Linked DNA regions of Homo sapiens: region 2 is linked to region 1. Evidence: read pairs that join two places in POLR2A ChIA-PET (ENCODE). Cell type or tissue: K562. All regions are shown on one strand. Links, peaks and the distances in the headings refer to the core of each region. The heading gives the core; the rest is flanking DNA. Region 1 overlaps LOC105372441 (a long non-coding RNA gene). Region 2 holds the start of KLK12 (kallikrein related peptidase 12).

Region 1 (4,381 bases), core at 125-4,124:
GTGGCCCTAGAGGGTCTCTCTGCACTTGGAGATCACCCCGCCCCTCCCCTGCTCACAGCCTTCCCTTGCAGCTCCCCATCACCCCTGGGCAAGGTCCCGGCTTCTCGGTCTGCAGTTTTAAGCCCTTTGAGATTCCCCAGCAGGAAAAAGCCTCCCCTCAAACCCCCTTCTCAGGGGGCCTGCAGACTGCCCACCTCCGGAGCGGGACTGGACTCGTGGTGCCCGAAGGGCCTCCCCATGAGGTGCTGGCCCTCTTCTAACTTAGTCTCACCACGGCCTCCGTTCCTTCTGGAACCAGACAAGCTGCTGTTTCAGGGCGCTGGGTCTGGATCCAGACAGCATGGGTGCAGATCTCTGTTCCACTACTTACTATTTTGGGAGACCCTGGTAAGAGTTTTTTCTTCTCTGTGTCTCAGTTTCTTATCCTTAAAATCAGAGGATCCCCTCGTAGAGTTTTTCGAGGAGTAACGACTTAGTTTGTGTTAGGAGCTCAGAGCATATAGTAAATTATGACGATTCATTCATTTAACACATGAGCAGACGGGAGTGCGGGGGTCACTGGTGAAGGTCACCCAGGCTGCAGAAGTGGAATCAAGAGAATGGTTCTCGGGGTCCTGGTGCCCCTTGTGAGAAGCATCAGCTCTCTGGGTGTCAGGTGCTCATCTGCGAAGGGGTCTTCCGTTGCGGTGGGGTGGAAATGGGAGGGACCTCACAGGGGTTGGATGAGGTCATACCCATGGAGCAGGTGTGCGAATCATAAAATCAGGCTGAGGCTTGCAAGACCGGTTAACACGGCACGTGATTCAGATGTAGCCGCTGGAGCCAGGTGGCCCGGGTTTGAGTTCTGCCTCTGTCCCATAATACTGTGCACCCTCAGGCAAGTCACTTAGCCTCTCTGTGCCTCAGCTGCCTCAACTATAAAGTGGGGGTAATAATTGCTCCTCCCTCTTCTGTGGGAGTGTTTTGAGGTGTTCATTCTTGAAATCTGTGCCCGGCACTGAGTGAGTGCTGGGCCATTATCAGTCTGTCCTATTACCCTTGGGAACTGAAAGCTGGGGAGGGATGGTTATGTGGGGTCTTTCTCAGATGACACAGTTGGGTAGCAGCAGATTTGGCACTGGAAGAAGCCACTGTGCTTTTTGTTTTGTTTTGTTTTCTGTTTTTTGTTTTTTTTTTTTTTTGAGACGGAGTCTCGCTCTTGTTGTCCAGGCTGGAGTGCAATGGCATGATCTTGGCTCACTGCAACCTCCGCCTCCTGGGTTCAAGCGATTCTCCTGCCTCAGCCTCCTGAGTAGCTGGGATTACAGGCACCCACCAGCACAGCCGGCTAATTTTTGTATTTTTAGTAGAGTTGGGGTTTCACAGTGTTGGCCAGGCTGGTCTTGAACTCCTGACCTCAAGTGATCCACCTGCCTTGGCCTCCCAAAGTGTTAGGATTACAGGCGTGAGCCACCGCGCCCAGCCAGAAGCCACTGTTTTGATCTCCCAGATGTGGTATCTTTTTCTGAATCCCTGTGACCCCTTTATCAAGACCCCTGTTTTACAGATGGGGGAACTGAGGCCCAGGGAGAGGAAATGGAGGTGTGAGACCCTGGTATGAGAGTGTGACGTCAAGCAAAGAGAATGTCACACGCAGACGAGTTCTTCTCTGAGACTTTATTTCCTGGGCTGTGCTGGGGGAAGCTGGAGGGGAGGAGGCAGAAAAACCCACATCTTCTCTTCTTTTGTCCTGGGAGGGCCTTACCGATAGGTGGCATCAATTGTGCGTTTGTTCATAGCAGTTTTACTCCTGGGTCTGAGGGAGGAGGGGCTGGGGGCCTGGACTCCTGGGTCTGAGGAGGGAGAGGCTGGTGCCTGGACTCCTGGGTCTGAGAAAGGAGAGGCTGGGGGCCGGGACTCCTGGGACTGAGGGACGGGTGGCTGGTGTCCAGGACTCCTGGGTCTCAAGGAAGAAGGGCTGGGGGGTCTGAGGGAGGAGGGGGCTGGGGACTCAGACTCTTGGGTCCAAGGGAGGAGCGGCTGGGGTCTGGACTCCTGGGTCTGAGGGAGGTGGGACTGAGGGCCCGGACTCCTGGGTTTGAGGGAGAAAGGCCTGGGGGATCTGAGGGAGGAGGGGCTAGGGTCTGAACTCCTGAGTCTGAGGGAGGTGGGGCTGAGGGCCTGCACTCCTGGGTCTGAGAGAGGAGGGGCTGGGGGGTCTGAGGGAGGAGGAGGCTGGGGGGTTTGAGGGAGGTAGGGCTGGAGTCTGGACTCCTGGGTCTGAGGGAGGAGGGGCTGGGGGCCCGCACTCCTGGGTCTGAGGGAGCTGGGGCTGGGGAGGTCTGAGAGAGGTGGGGCTGGGGGGTTTAAGGGAGGTGGGGCTGGAGTCTGGACTCCTGGGTCTGAGGGAGGAGGAGGCTAGGGACCCGGACTCCTGGGTCGGTGGGAGGAGGGGCTGGGGCATCTTAGGGAGGTGGGGCTGGGGCCTGGACTCCTGGGTCCTGCACTCTGGGGCTGGGAGAGAAAGGCCTGCCCTGCCTGCGTCTCCCTCTCTGTGTTCCACCCCCACCCATAGACCTCTTCGCTAGAGTCCTGAGCCCCCAGCCCACTTTCCAGCTCCCTCCTCTTCCCTTTCTGGAAGCTTCCCTTCTGCGTTTGTTCATAGGAGGTTTGCTCTTGGGTCTGAGGGAGGAGGGGCTGGGGTCCTGAGCTCCTGGGTCTAAAGGAGGAGGGGCTGGGGAGTCTGAGGGAGGAGGGAGGTGGAGGCCCAGACTCCTGGGTCTGAGGGAGGAGAAGCTGGTGCCTGGACTCCTGGGTCTGAGAGAGGAGAGGCTGGGATCTGGGACTCCTGGGTCTGAGGGAGGAGGGGCTGGGGTCCTGGACTCCTGGGTCTGAAGGAGGAGGGGCTGGGGGGTCTGAGGGAGGAGGGAGCTGGGGAGACGTGTGTCTTCTCCCTCCCGTGACTCCTGCTCACTTTCCCCATGTCTGTGTTTCTGCTCCCCTCTCCCCGTGATCCTGTCAGCTTCTTTTAGTTTTTATTTTTTAGAGTTGGGGTCTTGCTCTGTTGCCCAGGCTGGAGTGCAATGGTGCAATCATAGCTCACTGCTACCTCAAACTCCTGGGTTTAAGCGATCCTCTGGTATCAGCCTCCCGAGTAGCTGGGACTACAAGTGTGTGCCACCATACCTGGCTAATTTTTACGTTTTGTTTTTTTTTTTGTGGAGATGGGGTCTTGATATGTTGCCCAGGCTGAGATTGTAAAAAGTCATCATGGAACACCCCACCTCCCAGTGCAGGAAAGCTGGCTGTGGTATTGCCAAGAATGATGTTTATTGCAGCACTATTCCCAATAGCTAAGATTTAGAGACAACCTAAGTGTCCATCAACAAATGAATGGATACAGAAAATGTGGTACATATACACAGTGGAACACTATTCAGCCATCAGAAAGAATGAGAGCCTGTCATTTGCAACATGGATGGAACTGGAGGTTATGATGTTAAGTGCAATAAGTCAGGCACAGAAGATAAACTTCACAGGTTCTCATTTATTTTTGGGAGCTAAAAATTGAAACAATTAGCCGGGCACTCACACCTGTAATCCCAGCACTTTGGGAGGCTGAAGCAGGTGGATCACCTGAGGTAAGGAGTTCAAGACCAGCCTGGCCAACATGGTGAAACCCTGTCTCCACTAAAAATACAAGAATTAGCCAGGCGCAGTGGCGCGTGCCTGTATTCCCAGCTACTTGGAAGGCTGAGACACAGAAGTGCTTGAACCTGGGAGGAGGGGGTTGTGGTGAGCCAAGACCTCTCCAGTGCACTCCAGCGACCTGGGAGACAGAGCGAGACTCCATCTCCAGAAGCCTGGAGAAATAGGGACAAAAAACAAAAACAAAACCAACTGAGTTAATGGAGATAGACAGTAGAAGCATAGTTATCAGAGGCTGGGGAGGGTGAGGGTATGTGGGTAGTGGGGAAGTGCGGATGGTTAATGGGTACGAGGAAATAGAATAAGATCTAGTATTCGATAGCACAACAGGGTGACTGTGGTCAATAATAATTTAATTGTACATTTAAAAACAACAAAAAGAATATAATTAGATTGTTTGTAACACAAAGGGTGAATGCTTGAGGTAATGGATACCCCATTTACCCTCATGTGATTATTACACATTATATGCCTATATTAAAATATCTCATGTACCCCATAAATATATCCACCTGCTATGTACCCACAACAATTACAAATTAGCAAAAAAAGAATAATGTGGCTCTTGCCAGGTTTCAGCTCCACCCTTGCTGTGTGTGTGGCGCGTTGCGTCCCCAGGTCCCTCTCAGTGGTCCGTGGAGAGCATTACCACCTGTCACTGTCTACTATCTCAGGGCAGACCCTCTCTCCTCTC
Region 2 (4,381 bases), core at 271-4,270, 200 kb after region 1:
TACCTCCTTCTCACCTTGTCTCTTTGTCTGCCAGATCCTCTACGTGGCTGTCACTGTTTGGCCTGTCCTCGTCGCTGCTATCTCTCCGTCCACCTACCTGCCTGTCTTCTCATGTGCTGGCCACTCCGCCAGCCAACTCTACCACTCTGCACCTGGCTCCTCAGCCACCTGTCATGTTGCTCAACCGGTCCCTTTCCTTCCATCTGTCGCTCCAGACAGACCACTGACAAAGCTCTTAACTCTCTTTGTCCTGGCCCATCCAGTTTCCGGGTTAAGGGAAGGGGACCACGAAGACAGGGGTGGGGCGTGCTCTAATTCTGCAGAAACTCTTCTCAGCTAATCACACTTAATTGAGCTTTACAGCTAAACGGAGTGGGGAAGGAGGAAAGGACCCAGGGTGGGAAGACCCAGCCCCACTCCCTCTCTCCTCTGCAAGCCCGTCAGCAGCCCCAGGACTGATGACTCAAGGTGACTAGGGAGCTGGGTTCTAATCCTGACTCCAGTGACAAAGGAGGGTGGGGAGACCTTGGACACCTGGGGCCCATCCCCATGCAGTGCAGGGGAGGGGCAGGGGGAAGGAGAGGCTGTGAAAGCAGGAGAGTGGACGGGAGGGGCAGGAAGCCCAAGCTAGAAAGAGTCCCAGAAAGAGAAGAAGAGTTGAAGGAACAGACTTCCAAATAGGTGATCAGGCAGGGGTAGAAGAGAGTTTCTGAACTGAGTTCATATATGTACATATGAAGTGGATCAATCTAATTCCATAAAGTTTTTCTTTGCTAAGAACTTCTATTGCTTAAATAAAACCCACAGAGAGAAAAAAAAAAGACACAGGGAAGGAGAAATGGTAGAAAGAGAGAGAGAGAATGAGTCACAGGACAAGGGAACTTTGTGCTGTTTTTTGTTTTTCGTTTTGAGATGGAGTCTCGCTCTGTCACCCAGGCTGGAGTGCAGGGCTGTGATCTCCGCTCACTGCAACCTCCACCTCTTGAGTACCTGGGATTACAGGCACGTGCCACCATGTCCGGCTAATTTTTGTATTTTTAGTAGAGACGGGGTTTCACCATGTGGGCCAGGCTGGTCTTGAACTCCTGGCCTCAAGCAACCTGCCTGCCTTGGCTTCCCAAAGTGCCGGGATTACAGGTGTGAGCCACCATACCTGGCCTCTGTGCTGGTTTATCTGAGTTTTTGCTTCATCTAGGAGGAATGGAAGGAGAGAAAGAAGGAGAGAGAGAGGGGACAGAGAGAGAAAATGAGAACAAAAAGGGAATTCGGCTCAGAGGAAGGGGGATTGAGAAACAAACCAAGAGAAAAGCAGTCAGGGCCAGGCGCGGTGGCTCACGCCTGTAATCCCAACACTTTGGGAGGCCGAGGCGGGCAAGTCACTTGACGCCAGGAGTTCAAGACCAGCCTGGTCAATATGGTGAAACCCCATCTCTACTAAAAATACAAAAATTAGCTGAGTGTGGTGGTGCATGCCTGTAATCCCAGCTGCTCGGGAGGCTGAGGCAGGAGAATCCCTTGAACGTGGGAGGCGGAGCTTGCAGTGAGCCGAGATTGTGCCACCGCACTCCAGCCTGGGCGGCAGAGCAAGACTCCATCTCAAAAAAAAAAAAAAAAAAAAGAAAGAAAAAGAAAAAAAAGAAAAGCGGTCAGACAGAGCGCACAAACAAACAAAAAAACCCAGAACAAAACAGAGGAGAGCAAACTCCCACCCTATGACTGTCTTTTAGTCCTTCACTTTCTCTCTGGGTCTCCAGTCTCTGTCCGTGTCTCATTTTCAGAATCACAGAACCTTAGCTTTTGATTTGCTCTTAGAAACGACCTAACTGCTTTAACTCATCATTGGTCAGCGCGACTGGCGTTGATAACGCTGGTCCCTACAAAGCCTCCTGCTGGCTGTTAAGAGCTTTCCTTCTTTGGGCAGAGAGGATAAAAAAGCACCATGACTGTCCTTTCTCTGGAAAGGACACACGTCACACGCTCACAGCACAAAAACGCCACTTCTTCCTTTTTCTGGTGTCAAGTTTTACAATAAACCTCAACTGAATAAGCAAAGAAACAAAAACAAAAATACCAACAACTACCCAACTCAACCTCTCTCTCTTTTTTTTTTTCTGTGTAGATTTTTAAGAGAATCAGGTTTACTGATGTGGAATTTATATCCAATAAAATTGAATACAAAAAATAAGGCGGGCTCGCTGATTTTAAGGAGCATTCATGCAAATTAAAAATACCATGTATATAGTTAGTAACAATGTATTGTGTACTTGAAAATTACTGACCGAGTAGGGTTTAAGTGTTCTCACTACAAGTAAATATAAGTATGGGGCCGGGCATGGTGGCTCGTGGCTATAATCCTAGCACTTTGGGAGGTTGAGATGGGAGGATGGATTGAGGCCAGGAGTTAGAGGCCAGCCTGGGTAACATAGTGAGACCCTGTTTCTACAAACAAAAACTAAAAAAATTAACCAGGCATTATGGTGACACAGGCCTGTAGTCCTAGTTATGTGGGAGGCTGAGGTGGGAGGATCACTTGACCCCAGGAGTTTGAGGCTGCAGTGAGTTATGATTGTGCCACTGCACTCCAGCCTGGGCACTCCAGCCTGCACTCCCGTCTCAAAAAAAAAAAAAAAAAAAAAAAAGACCAGCATGGGCAACATAGTGAGACCTCATCTCCACAAAAAGTAAAAAAAAGTTAGCCTGGGGGAGGGGCATACCTGTGGTCCCAGCTACTTGGCAGGCTGAGGTGGGAGGATCGCTTGAGCCCAGGAGGTGGAGGCTGCAGTGAACCATGGTCACACCACTGCACTCTAGTCTGGGTCACAGAGCAAGACCCTGTCTCTCTATAAAAAAAAATAATAATAACTTTTATTAAAAAATAAAATAAAATAAATTTGTAGATGAGGAATATTTTGCCTCCAGAACTCAACGAGGCCTAAAATGTTTTGGGTTTGTTTTAATGCTGTGGGTGCTAAGAGACTCAATAGCTGTTTCCTGGCAGTGTCTCAGCTGGAGGGGTCCTCACTTTACCAAATGATTTTCAGAAATTTAACCAAGGTGGGGCCGGGCGTGGTGACTCACGTCTGTAATCCCAGCACTAGGCCGAGGTGGGCAGATCACTTGAGACCAGGAGTTCGAGACAAGCCTGGTCAACATGGTGGACCCTCGTCTCTACTAAAAATACAAAAATTAGCCAGTTGTGGTGGTGGGCACCTGTAATTCCAGCTACTCCAGAGGCTGAGGCAGGAGAATCACTTGAACCTGGGAGGCAGAGGTTGCAGTGAGCCGAGATCGAGCCACTGCACTCCAGCCTGGGTGACAGAGTGAGACTCCGTCTCAAAAAAAAAAAAAAAGAAAAAAAAGAAAAAGATATTCAACCAAGGTGGGAGGCCTCATACTCTGTGTGGGGCACTGGCCCATCCCATTGTGTGAGTTCCTCTAGAGTATTTGTGAATCTAGAATTAGCGTATCCTATGGGCTTCCTTTGGACAAGGGTGTTTGTCACCATATGACGTCATGCCTGTGCTTTTGGAGAAACGTGGATGGAGCTGGGGTGTTGCCTGTGTTGCATGTCAGAACGTGATAGCCCAGAGTCTGGAACTTCAGCATGCTGAGTGCTTTGAGCTGAAGGAGATTGGAAGACCTCAGGAACAAGAGGTTCTCTCCAACCTCCTCCTGCTTTCCTCTCCTCTCCCCTTACTTCTCCTTTGAAGCAGTCACAGACACTAGAATTCCTTTTCCCCTGAAGACCCTCATGTGACAGGTGTCCTGCAGAGGAAGAAATGCAACACAGAAAGGCCCAGAAGAATCTGAACAAATGGGACCTGCTGGGATCCCCCCTCAATTTATGACCAAGAGATCATACCTGTTTTTTGGTTTTTGTTTGTTTGTTGAGTTGGTTGGGTTTTTTTGAGATGGAGTCTCGCTCTGTTGCCCAGGCTGAAGTGCGGTGGCACAATCTCGGCTCACTGCAACCTCCGCCTCCTGGGTTCAAGCAATTCTTCTGCCTCAGCCTACTGAGTAGCTGGAATTACAGGCACCTGCCACCACACCCAGCTAATTTTTGTATTTTTAGTAGAGATGGGGCTTTACCATATTGGCCAGGCTGGTCTCGAACACCTGACCTCATGATCCTCCCACCTCGGCCTCCCAAGATCGTACCTGGTTTTTCACATCACATGTCTACATGCCAACGCCTTCTTCATTGAACCTCAAAATGACACAATTTTCCCTGAGTTTTTGGGTCTTCATTTCTGAAGGCTTTCATGTCACATAAAACTGTTAAATCCACTTGTTACGCTTTTATCTCATTAACCTGTCTTTTGTTATAGGGGTGCTGGCCATGGACTTTGAAATGCATAAGAAAAAGGTATTGCGGGCCAAG

The links. ChIA-PET counts read pairs that join two places held together with the same protein. Peaks named below come from ENCODE experiments on the same cell type or tissue, not always from the same donor. Only the 100,000 strongest peaks of a DNase experiment are listed, where the experiment ranks them.
Region 2: POLR2A ChIA-PET joins it to region 1 with 7 read pairs; 2 of 35 experiments call an interaction of 5 or more read pairs at or near these places.

Annotation. Positions count from the first base shown.
Region 1 is chr19:50,836,745-50,841,125 of GRCh38, forward strand. The region is part of intron 2 of LOC105372441 (a long non-coding RNA gene); the gene reads left to right. Among named protein-coding and RNA genes, the nearest start is that of KLK15, 5.4 kb to the left of the region's middle. RefSeq lists silencers at 1,675-1,804, 3,676-3,863. In K562, for the core only: a CTCF peak has its summit at 1,733; a DNase peak (open chromatin) is centred at 1,717.
Region 2 is chr19:51,034,792-51,039,172 of GRCh38, forward strand. It overlaps KLK12 (kallikrein related peptidase 12), which reads right to left and starts at 211. Exons shown (of 6, transcript NM_001370125.1): 1 at 15-211. RefSeq lists an enhancer at 3,325-3,825. In K562, for the core only: a CTCF peak has its summit at 1,890; a DNase peak (open chromatin) is centred at 1,880; H3K27me3 peaks cover 497 bases.